Regions from separate parts of the Homo sapiens genome. Here regions 1 and 3 are each linked to region 2. A link is a contact called in ENCODE Hi-C or POLR2A ChIA-PET data. All regions are on one chromosome and are shown on one strand. Each heading gives the region's core, a stretch centred on a gene start or an enhancer-like site at or near the end of the contact. The rest is flanking DNA. Distances are from core to core; before and after follow the strand shown.

Region 1 (3,657 bases), core at 1,097-3,596, 170 kb before region 2:
CACTATGCTAAAAATAACTTTTAAAATAATTTTACTCTATTTTGCTACCATCTGTGATATCCCAGTACAAATATTTCGGCTAAGTGGCGATCACGTTTAGTGAAAAAGTGTGGGGCTTGGGGGAGCCTCAACACAGTCACCTTAGAGAAAACAAATGCTTCAATTTTTGTAACCTGATAGCTATCTCTCTCATACATTCAGAGTTTGAGATTATGAGTTGAAATTACTTGCAAACACAAATGTTAGCTCAGTCTCTCTCTGGGAAGTGCAATTACAGAAACATACTAATATATAAAATGCAAAATACCTTCACCTTTATTTTCAATTAATTTGGAGAAGAGTTAAATTTATTTACCACATATACTAATGGGCAATATGGCTATTTCCAAGAAGTTCCCTGGTATCTGTAAAGCTGACTTCAAGAATTTTTTTTTGTCTGGACATTTAATTTTTAAAGTACTGTTTCCAGGATTTCCACTAGGTGTCAGCCAAGGACCATCATTGAATTAAAAGAACGGAAGGCAGCTGGGAGGCTGTAACTAATGAGTTTCCCACAGCTGTGTTGACATTATTAGACTGGTGATACATTTCTTGATGTTTAAAATTTCCCACTATGCATTCATTTCACAGAAATAATAGAAATACATTTTGAAAACTTTAGGAAAATAAGAAATAATCTCGAGGAAAGATGTGGAAAGTTCACTTTAATGATAATCCTGCTTAAATAGAAAATTATGATTACATTATAGTGAATAAAGTATATTAGACAAGCGTGTTTGAGGCTGGGTGTGGTGGCTTGTGCCTGTAATCCTAGCACTTTGGGAGAGGCTGAGGCAGGTGGATCACTTGAGGCCGGGAGTTCGAGACCAGCCTGGCCAACATGGTGAAACCTCATCTCTACTAAAAATACAAAAATTAGCCAGGTGTGGTGGTGTGCGCCTGTAGTCCCAGCTACTCGGGTGGCTGAGGCACAAGAATACTTGAACCCAGAAGGTGGAGGTGGCAGTGTGCTTTTTCTTGTATGGAGATTGCACCACTGCACTCCAGCCTGGGTGACAGAGTGAGACGCTGTTTCAAAACAAAACAAAACAAAAAAAGGTGTTTTTATTGCCAGTGGGAATAATGTGGTTAGGATGCTCTTTGGAGCCAGATAGACCAATCCAGGCTTGGTCATGTACTAGTTATATAAACTTGGGCAGTTTATTTAATGTCTCTCAGCCTCTGTTTTTATTTTTTCTAGAATGGGAAGAATAAGAACTACCTCATAACATATTTTGGTGAGGGTGAAATAAGAATATAAAGTACTCAGCACAGTGTGTATGCTCAATAAGTTGTAACTGAAAAGATGTTTTTAGATAGAAAGGATCGACAACTTGGGGAGAAAGTACGATGTTATATTGACTATATTAACCATTTGAATACTTAAAGGGAACTTCCTGAGGCACACACGCCTAGCGTGGGAGAAAGACAGGTATGTAAGGGGGTCTCATTTTGTAACTGCCTTTCAGAATCTTGTTAGCAATTTTGATTTTCCCAGCAGACAGGTAAACAATGGGTGGGGCCCATCAAAGATACTCTGCCATTGCTCAGAAGGGCATTCTAAGGCACCAGGCCAGCAACAAAATGACTAATCATAAAGAAAATGCAGTCCCCTCTCTGCATGAGCTCCCTTTCATCTCATAACACCCTGACGAAATGAAAACTCATGCTTAGGTCCAAGTCCACACCTATGCACATTCATTTCCTGAGGACCAAATCATTGCTGGCAGTCCTGAGAACAAGCTTCAAATGCTTGTCAAAATATACAGAGAACAAAACAGACTGTCCCCTTTCTCAGAAATCTCAGCCCTTATTTTCCACCCAGTTCAATTTTCATGATCATCATCCCATTGTCTGCTCCACCTCACTCCTCCCAGCCCCAACTTGGACTGTTTCACCATCCATGTGAATAATCCACCCACCACCCTAGTTCCTTGACCACTTTCTAATGACCTTTTCCTCCACTCCAGAGCAGCAGCACAGAATCAGAGCCACCTCCAGAACCTGATCACACTCAAAACCGTCCCACCTCTAAGGCAGGACTCCAAAAGTCCCTTCTTCAATTACAGATTAGGGTATTTCCTTCTCTCTCACATTAAGTCCTGCTGAACCGGGCTTTATGACAATACTGCAGTCCCTCACCCCACGCCTCTGTCGCCAGCTGGTTTTCCTCTTCACTCAGCCTAATGTCATGCCCAATTACTGCAACTGCGTGCTCACTGGCACCCTCCCCACCCCCGCCCTGGGAACCTTCCCCTACCAGCTCTGCCGGTTCCCAACCTGGAGGAACCCACACACACCACGGTTTTCACCAGTAGTTTCCAAGCTGCTGAGCAGATTTTGAAATGACGTCATCACACTGATTCATGGGGGCCAGCCTCAGTTGGGTCTTTGATGTCTTTCACAGGCTATTCTAGTCATCTCTAGTGACTGGTCCATTTTGTTTTTTTTTTTTTTTGAGACAGAGTCTCACTCTGTCGCCCAGGCCGTAGTGCAGTGGCGTGATCTCGGCTCAATGCAAGCTCCGCCTCCCGGGTTCACGCCATTCTCCTGCCTCAGCCTCCCGCGTAGCTGGGACTACAGGCACCCGCCACCACGCCTAGCTAATTTTTTGTATTTTTAGTAGAGATGGGGTTTCACCGTGTTAGCCAGGATGGTCTTGATCTCCTGACCTCGTGATCTGCCCGCCTCCGCCTCCCAAAGTGCTGGGATTACAGGTGTGAGCCACCGCGCCCGGCCAGCAAGTGTTCTTCTGATCCTTTCCACTTTCCCTCAGACACCCCTGCTCTCTGCTTCACTCACTCAGCAGATGACTTTATTATCTGCACGAGTGAAATCGAACCCTTTGTCTTCCCCCAAGTCCACCTCAAAGTTCCTCTGTCTTTCATCTTTTTCTCCCTTGGTTCAGAGAGATGCTTCCAGCCCTTTCCAAGATGAGCCCCTATTCCTGTGTGTCCCATCCTCTTCCTTCCCACCTCCCCAGGCCCCGTTCCAACAAGAAGTGAGCCACTGTCTCCTCTCCCACCTTCCTCCTCCTTCCCTGCCATCTGCTCATGGACTCGGCATTCGAGCCAGACGAGAAGTCTTGCTTTGCTCTTGCCTTTCTCTCCAAACTATCATTTTTTCTTCCTTTTGTGAACTTTACATATAAAAAAGTCTATACCCATTCCGTTCCTTCTTAATCCCCCTTTTTCTGCAACCCACTGTGATCTCTCCCTTTTCTCTTAGTTGCCAAATATAAAATCTGCTTTTCTGTTTAAATCTCCTTGACCTCGGCAGCCTTTGAGACTGTGTCTCCCCCATCTCTGAGATGTGCTTTTTCCTTGTTAGCGCAGTGCCTTCTCCTCAGACATCCTCCCTGCCTCCTCTGCTACTCTTTCAATCTTTCTTTGGCTGTTCTCCAAATCCCCCCACCCGCTTGCTGATCACTTAGATGTTGGGATTCCCAAGGGTTCATCTTTCCTTTGCACATTTTTGTGGGCCATCTTATTAAACCTTAGGGCTTCAATTACTGCCTCTAGCAAGAGTCTCCTGATCCTTAGCTTCCAAGACCTGAATTTCCACCTGTGGCTGACCCTGCCCAGCAGCACGGGTGCCAGTGAGAGCAGAGGGCTCCTC
Region 2 (3,463 bases), core at 31-2,530:
TACAAGTGCTGTAATACAGTTATCAATGCTTTTAGTTGAGCAACCTGTGCTACTCCTAAAATGCCTTGAATGCATCCAACATTTGAGCACCAACAGCATACCAGTGCAGGTGCTAAGGATGCAGCCATGATTGGGACAGATTCAGTCCTTACCATCACAGGACCTTTAGCCAGTGGGATGGCTGGCACAGCATTAAAGACAATGCCCAAAGGCAACTGTAGTTATACAGTAAACTTTTAAAAGCATAACAAAATACAACTTTAATATTAAAATCTTGGTCTTGGCAGCATTCCAGTGGAGGAAAATTATGGGTAAAACAAGATTTTCCAGAGATACTCAAGTCCAGGCATAAATAAGGAAAAGGAAGGTGATTATGAAAGTTAGCAAGGTTTTGGCAGATTCTACACGTAATAAAATGGAGGAAGCCACAGAAACTGAGCAACATTTTCTAAGCAGAAAAATTTTATAAGCACCACCTTTTATAGAGTTCAAGAGCTTCTTTCAATCTAGGTCAATAACTTCAAGCAATTCAGAATGTGTTAACAAGCAGTGAAAATGAATGTTAATTAAAATAATAAAATTCCCTCAAATGAACAGAATTCAGCTGGCTGTGGTTTCCAAAGTTGTACTATCTCATAAGTCAAATAGATTTAATAAGGGGAAACAGGACATTAGGTTTCTTGTGCCACTTATTTAATAAACTAATATTTTAGGAGATAACTTTAAAATCTGAATTTGTATTCACCCATTTATTTAATGGTGAAGCACAGTTTTTTTTTACCCAGGCTTCTGTAAAAATATACTTTATTCGGGAAATGTGTTACATCACTTGAAAAAAAAAAGGGTTACTTACATCACTTGAAAATATTCTATTTAGAAAGGTAATTTCCTTTTGCTTTTTTTTTTTTTTTTTTTTTTTGCCTTTTCACATCAGTCAAGTAAAACAGGCTTTGACATATTGGTTTTTTAAAAAGAGAACTTCCAAATATATCACAGAGTTTTTATTTAACATCTATCCTGAGGCTATTTCAGATGAGCTTTCAGTTTCAGGGGAGGGAAAAAGGAAACATGGATACGAAGGGCTGGCTTCCAATAAAACGTTTTACACTTACTACCAAACAGTGATTTATTCATCCACACGTTCCACAGCACCACAGCCACCAGCACTTCCTGGAAATCTTTGGTTTTGCTAACATGGACCATTTTTACTTCTAAAAAAAGGGGAACTGTTCATATTGAATATTGTAGCCCATGAGGAAAGTAAGAGAGACAACTGACATATGCAGAAACACCTTGCCATTTTCAATCCGGACTTGAGAAAACTTTTACTTTCACTAAACCTTCATTAGCATATCTAACATGTGCTTACACGGTTATTTTGCTGATCTTAAAATGGTTCAAAACTGAATATGATTACCATTTCAAAAATCTTTCATAGAGTCTGAACTTCACAGATCATCTCTTTTGCACAATATTTTTGCTTTCCTTCACAGAAACCATCAGGGTTTTCGTCAATCTATCTTGCCAGTTTAGACTATATTAAACTTGTTTATTTTAGAATAATTTTATTTAGAATATAGATATGTATGGTTTCTAGTTTCTAACTCCATGAACAGAGTAATATTTCTCCAGATTCTGTTTATGTGCATGTTCAGCCAAGATATCTTCACTACATAAAACGTAAAAGAGCCTCTAATAGTGGGGGCATTTGGCTGTGTGTGGAGTTAAGCCCAGATCAAAGGGCAGGACACTTGTAGTGCACAGATAAGCTAGAGCATTCTCTAGCCACAAGTTTTTCACTATGAAACTGACATTTAGTGCCCACTAAACAACTGACATATAGTACTCCTGCCATAAAATTAGTTAGATTTGCACTTTCTGATCTAAATATTCAGCAACTATAGGTATTTCTTTAACATCTGTCCCCAATATTAGACCACAGGAGACCCCATTTCTCTGTGTACCACAGCATGCCCGATGCCCAGCACATGGCAGATGCTCACAAATAATTGTTAAATGAATAACCAAGCAGAATGTGCTCACTGGATTTAGTGGCATGAGGTCAGTGAGAGCAGTTTTGGGAAATTGTAAGGGCTAAAGTGGAAACAGTTCAGGGCGACGAGTGAAACACCATGTATCTTACACAAGGCCTGAGAGGAGGGAAGTAGAAAGAGCTAGCGTGGTGTGGGTATTCCAAGCAGGGTTTTGCGTGGGAGAGTCCGGATGATATATAAATGGTGACAAGATAGATCTTTTAGAGAGGAAGGGGTAGAAAATACTGAAAAAGGAAGAGTAAGCCAAAGCATCCCTGAAAATACAGGAAGAATGAGGACCCAGGGACCAGTGTTAATTAAGATGGGGACACGTTTGCTGTTATGACAAAGGCAGGAACATGATGGTTCTTGGTAGATGTGGTGGCAGGCCATGGCCCTGTGTGTTCTCAAGTGATTTCTATTTGCTCGGAGAAGTAAAAGTCAAGATCATCTTCTGAAAAAGTTGGGCAAGCCTGCGCATTTGGGAAGAGTTGGGAAAATTATAATTAAGTCATTTAGGAGAGTCAGTCATGAGCTGACTAGAAAAAAAATAGAAAGTCTGTCAATATCACATTCTGCACCATCAACAATCAGGTGATCGGTCCTACTGGCGGGACGCCGGCCTGGGCATGTGCTTAGCAGACAGCAGGTAGGGCCAGATGGGTAACCCTACAGGGAAAGCAGTGGCTTTGGAATCGAAAGATTTGGGCCCAAGGCCAAGATCTGCTATTAAGGAGCTGTCCGACTTGGAGGAGTCATTTCACTTCTTTAGGCCTTAGGGTTTTTCCATTTACAAAATGACAGAGTTGCGTAGAAACCTCCGAGGTCCCTTCTAGCCCTAAAAGGACTCTTTATAAAATAACCAGCAAATTAGTCTAATGGCAGCATCATTGATACAGAATAAAAGTTCAGAATTGAACAGGAACCATAATTCCTGCCTGGTCCATGGCTCCATTGCTTTCCGACATGCATTACACAAGACCTCCCCTCTGGTCTGCCTCCCAGTCTACTTGCACCCTGACAGCTACACGATAAACATGATCATATGGAGTTCTTTGCTTCAATCCTTCCCATGGTCCCCATCACTATGTAGATGAGCCCAGACTCTTCAGGCCAGCCCAGGAAGCTCTTGGTCATCGGTTCCCACTCACCTGCCTGCTTCATTGTCTCATTGAAATACTAACTGCAAAATTGTTTTTCAAAATAAAAAAAAAAAAGGATAGGAACAGATTTGTTAAAGGACATAAAATTACAGCTAGACAGGATGAATAAATTCTAGTGTTCTAGATCACCAGAGGATGACTGTAATTAACAATAATACGTAGTTCCAAATAGCTAGAAGGATACTGAATATTCCAAACACAAAAAAATGATAAATGTTGCAGATGATGAACATCATTATGTATTCCATGAATATGTTCATTGTCAAT
Region 3 (3,524 bases), core at 1-2,500, 150 kb after region 2:
GCTGGATACACACGTATTTCTTAGGCTTCCTAAACTCCTGAAATAGAGCAATGCAGGAACACCTGCTGAGAACGTGGGGAGGGGGCAGGGGGCTGCAACCTTCCACATCCAGGAAGAAACCAGGCTGAGGTCTCTGTTCTGGAGCCATTAGTGACATGACCTCAACTAAACATGTGAAGGACTTTTTCAAACATCACTTATGTCCCCTGACCAAATGTGTCTTGGGGTCTTCAAAGGTTCAGGAGAAGCCTAGGTTAGAGCTCAAGTATTCACATTTGCCCAGGGCTAGCACAGGGTCCATATTATTTCTATTAAGGAGATAGTTTAAGCTCGCTTGGCAAACTGGGTTAATGACTAACTGGGTTAAGTGACTCAGATAAAATCCCCACATCCTGACTTGTGGTTAGACATTTGACTACCTTTATCTCAAAGAGTTTGAATCTTTTTTTTTCTCGTTGAAGGTTTTGTAAAATAAGGTGCGGATATTGCACTATTTTACCCATCTTGGGGATAGTGAAAGAGTCGTGGAGCTACTGTAAGTGGTACATTGAATGAGCTGAATTCAGCATGATGTCAGCCAAAACCTCTGGACCCCAGTGAACTCACTCTGGACCAGTTGCTCTGCCTGCCTCTGGACTGAAACCTGGCCACACCACCTGGGGAGGGGAAGGGAGGAAGGAACTCTGAGCTGCCATATAGTCTCGATGGAGCCTCAGCTGACCCCAGAGAGTTTTGAAGTTGGGATGACCCTTCAGAGATGTCCCCATTTGGCAAGGGGCCCAGGCCTTTGTTCTCCCACATCTGTTGGCCAATGGCTGCTGGCCTCCCCAGGAAGGCAGCATGGCCTCTGGGAGCTGATAGCTGAGGGCTGTCTGCAGGCGGCAGTCCTAGCGGCAGGGCACCAACCCTTCATCCTGCCTCAGGACATCCCAGTGTCCATACAGGGAACTGGAGAAAAAGGGCACAATCCTTAGCTGGTACAGGTGTAACCTGCCATCGGAGACTTCTGGCAGATGTGCAAGTGCAAGCTCGTCTTCAGTGAGGAGCTTTTGGGGTTTCCCAAAAGATCCCTCCAAGGACCTCTGACTGCAGTTCCTTGCACAGACAGTGCTTCTCCGGCCAGCTGCCGTGGCCCCACACAGGCCTGGGATTTTTGTGTGCACTCCTCTGTGGGATCCCTCCCCTCCCAGGTGCTCCTTTAGCATAGGAGCTCCTTAAAGATGACTCATGGCTAGACAATGTCCCCACAGTTCATGTCCTGCTCCTTGGAAAAAGGTACCTTTGTCTCACTCTCGGTGACCAACTATGCTGGTTTTTCCAGGACCGTCCTGGTTTTAGCACAGAAAGTCTCACTTCCCAGGAAACCTTTCAGTCCTGGCAAACCAGGGTGGTGGGTCGCCCTAGAACATATGGACCTGAAACAGCCACACCTCTGCACTTCAGCTGCGGTGTCACACAGGAGGCTTTTCAGGTGTGAATTAAATAGCATTTCTTATGCCCATCAAACTCCAGCGACTTATGGAAAGCCTTCCAAATGGCCAGTGAAGCCCCTCCTCAAGGCTTGCGTGGTAGGGGAAGTGCACAGGCTATGACCCTTGAAGTCAGGGGAAAACAGAACATGAGGGCTGATGCTCCAAAGCAAGCCTGCCTCTCCCAGAATCCTCAGTGTCTCCTGACACCTTATTTAGCCTGGAAGTGGGTCATGGGCTACGGTTTACAAAACCTATCTCAAAACCCGCTGGTCCAGCTGCTGGGGGTGGAGTGAGGTGAACTCTCTGGGTATAAAGTCCCAGGAGAACTTGTGCTCAGTGGGAAATGGTTCCTAGAGGGGCTGTTAACCATCTTCAGAGGGAGGCTGGACAGGAATCTGCTTCTCAGCATCAGCATTCATGGCACCCTTTTTTCCTTCAAATTCTTTAGCTTTAGGCCAGAAGCTTTAGAGAGTTATGTATATAAAAATCACCCAAGGATTCTATTAAAAATGTAGCTTATCTGTTCTTAAACTTGAAAAGATGCTAACCTCACTTATAATAAAAGAAGCACAAATTAAAACTATAGCAAGACAATATTTCTAACCTGTCAAATCAGCAAAACATCTGATATTTTCTGTTGGTAATGCTATGGTGGAAATCAACACTCTTATGCATGGTTGGCTTTGTCCCTGAGGAGAGGCATCTGGCAATACCCAACACAATTATAGGTGCGTTTACCCTCTGATCCAGAAACCCACATCTGATCATCTATACTAGAGATACACCTGTACGTATAATAAATGACACATGCAGACAATCATTTCTTTTTTTTTTTTTTTTTTTTGAGACGGAGTCACGCTCTGTCACCCAGGCTGGAGTGCAGTGGCGTGATCTTGGCTCACTGCAAGCTCCGCCTCCCAGGTTCACACCATTCTCCTGCCTCAGCCTCCCAAATAGCTGGGACTACAGGCACATGCCACCACACCCAGCTAATTTTTTTTAAAATATTTTTAGTAGAGACGGGGTTTCACCATGTTAGCCAGGATGGTCTCGATCTCCTGATCTCGTGATTCACCCGTCTCGGCCTCCCAAAGTGCTGGGATTACAGGCGTGAGCCACTGCGCCCGGCTGCAATCATTTCTTGTCTCATTGTTTGTAATAGCAAAGGAATAGGAAATAACCCAAGTGTAAAGCAGTAAGATATACGTAATTAAACCATTATAGATCCACACAAAAGAATTTTGTGTAGTATAAAAAAGGCAATGGGAATATTTACCTATATACTACTAACATGAAGAGATCTTTAGGAAATAGTGTTAAATGAAAAAAATTAAATAGCAGGTTGTGTATATATATATATATATATATATATATATATATATATATATATACATAGATACTTTTGCAACAAACAAGGAAAAATATATATTAATATTTATGTGAATTTGCATGAAAAACAAAAAATAATGAGCAATGTAGGGGATAAGGGAGAAGAGGGTGACTGGGGACAGGACCTTAAGGATGCTGTCTAAATGCTTTGCTGTATATATACTTTACACATGGATTTTCAGACCATGTAAACTATGAGCTACTCAATAAAACAGTTTAGAACTATGTAGATGTCCAAATCCCCTTTCTTGAATTCTAATTTACCGATTCCAGGGCAAGGCTCAGAATTCCGTACTTTTGTAGAGCTTTGGAAGAAAACGAACCAAGGAATACACGCTGAAAAAGTCTCTCGAGGTGCTCTTTCTCCTACATTATTTTATTGACATTTTCACCAGAGCATTCCTTTTGGCTGAATTAATAACTATTTTATGACACACTGGGCTCTAGGAAAAGCGACTGGAGAGGGGACCAAATGGAGGTGATCGGGAGGACCATAGTGGCATCAGCGGATGCATGCAGCAGTGTAGAGTCAAGTCAGAGGCCTTTCTGGAAAGTGGTCATGTGGCCAGGTTGGTCATCCCAGTGGTAGACCGTCCACAGGGATGTGTGCTACCATCTCTCCTTAGAGTCCGAGAAAGTTTCCTGGGAGTGTCTGCATTCTCA

The links. A loop is a pair of places that touch in the nucleus more often than their neighbours do. ChIA-PET counts read pairs that join two places held with the same protein, here RNA polymerase II (POLR2A). Pooled maps may share reads with other maps.
Region 1: a loop to region 2 is called in a map of B cell, with 2.7 times the contacts of the local background. The contact joins two enhancer-like sites. A Hi-C loop is called at or near these places in 2 of 168 maps with a recorded cell type or tissue (B cell and GM12878), 25 of 37 single-sample maps with no recorded cell type and 12 of 50 pooled maps. POLR2A ChIA-PET finds 5 or more read pairs at or near these places in 6 of 52 experiments (A673, GM12878, Panc1 and 3 more).
Region 3: a pooled map shows a loop between it and region 2 (2.2-fold over the local background). The contact joins two enhancer-like sites. A Hi-C loop is called at or near these places in 1 of 168 maps with a recorded cell type or tissue (Calu3), 1 of 37 single-sample maps with no recorded cell type and 5 of 50 pooled maps. POLR2A ChIA-PET finds 5 or more read pairs at or near these places in 2 of 52 experiments (PC-9 and WTC11).

Annotation. Positions count from the first base shown.
Region 1 is chr6:150,812,145-150,815,801 of GRCh38, reverse strand. All of the region lies in intron 11 of PLEKHG1 (pleckstrin homology and RhoGEF domain containing G1), which reads right to left. Among named protein-coding and RNA genes, the nearest start is that of MTHFD1L, 52 kb to the left of the region's middle. RefSeq lists enhancers at 1,953-2,102, 2,343-2,442. Within about 2 kb of position 2,346, at least 11 of the 41 ENCODE cell types and tissues checked have a DNase peak (open chromatin) inside an H3K27ac peak, as active enhancers do; they include B cell and GM12878, where a contact is called at or near this core.
Region 2 is chr6:150,639,333-150,642,795 of GRCh38, reverse strand. The region is part of intron 1 of PLEKHG1 (pleckstrin homology and RhoGEF domain containing G1); the gene reads right to left. Among named protein-coding and RNA genes, the nearest start is that of PLEKHG1, 41 kb to the right of the region's middle. Within about 2 kb of position 1,280, at least 7 of the 41 ENCODE cell types and tissues checked have a DNase peak (open chromatin) inside an H3K27ac peak, as active enhancers do; they include B cell and GM12878, where a contact is called at or near this core.
Region 3 is chr6:150,488,462-150,491,985 of GRCh38, reverse strand. No RefSeq gene overlaps it. Among named protein-coding and RNA genes, the nearest start is that of PLEKHG1, 110 kb to the left of the region's middle. Within about 2 kb of position 1,250, at least 4 of the 41 ENCODE cell types and tissues checked have a DNase peak (open chromatin) inside an H3K27ac peak, as active enhancers do.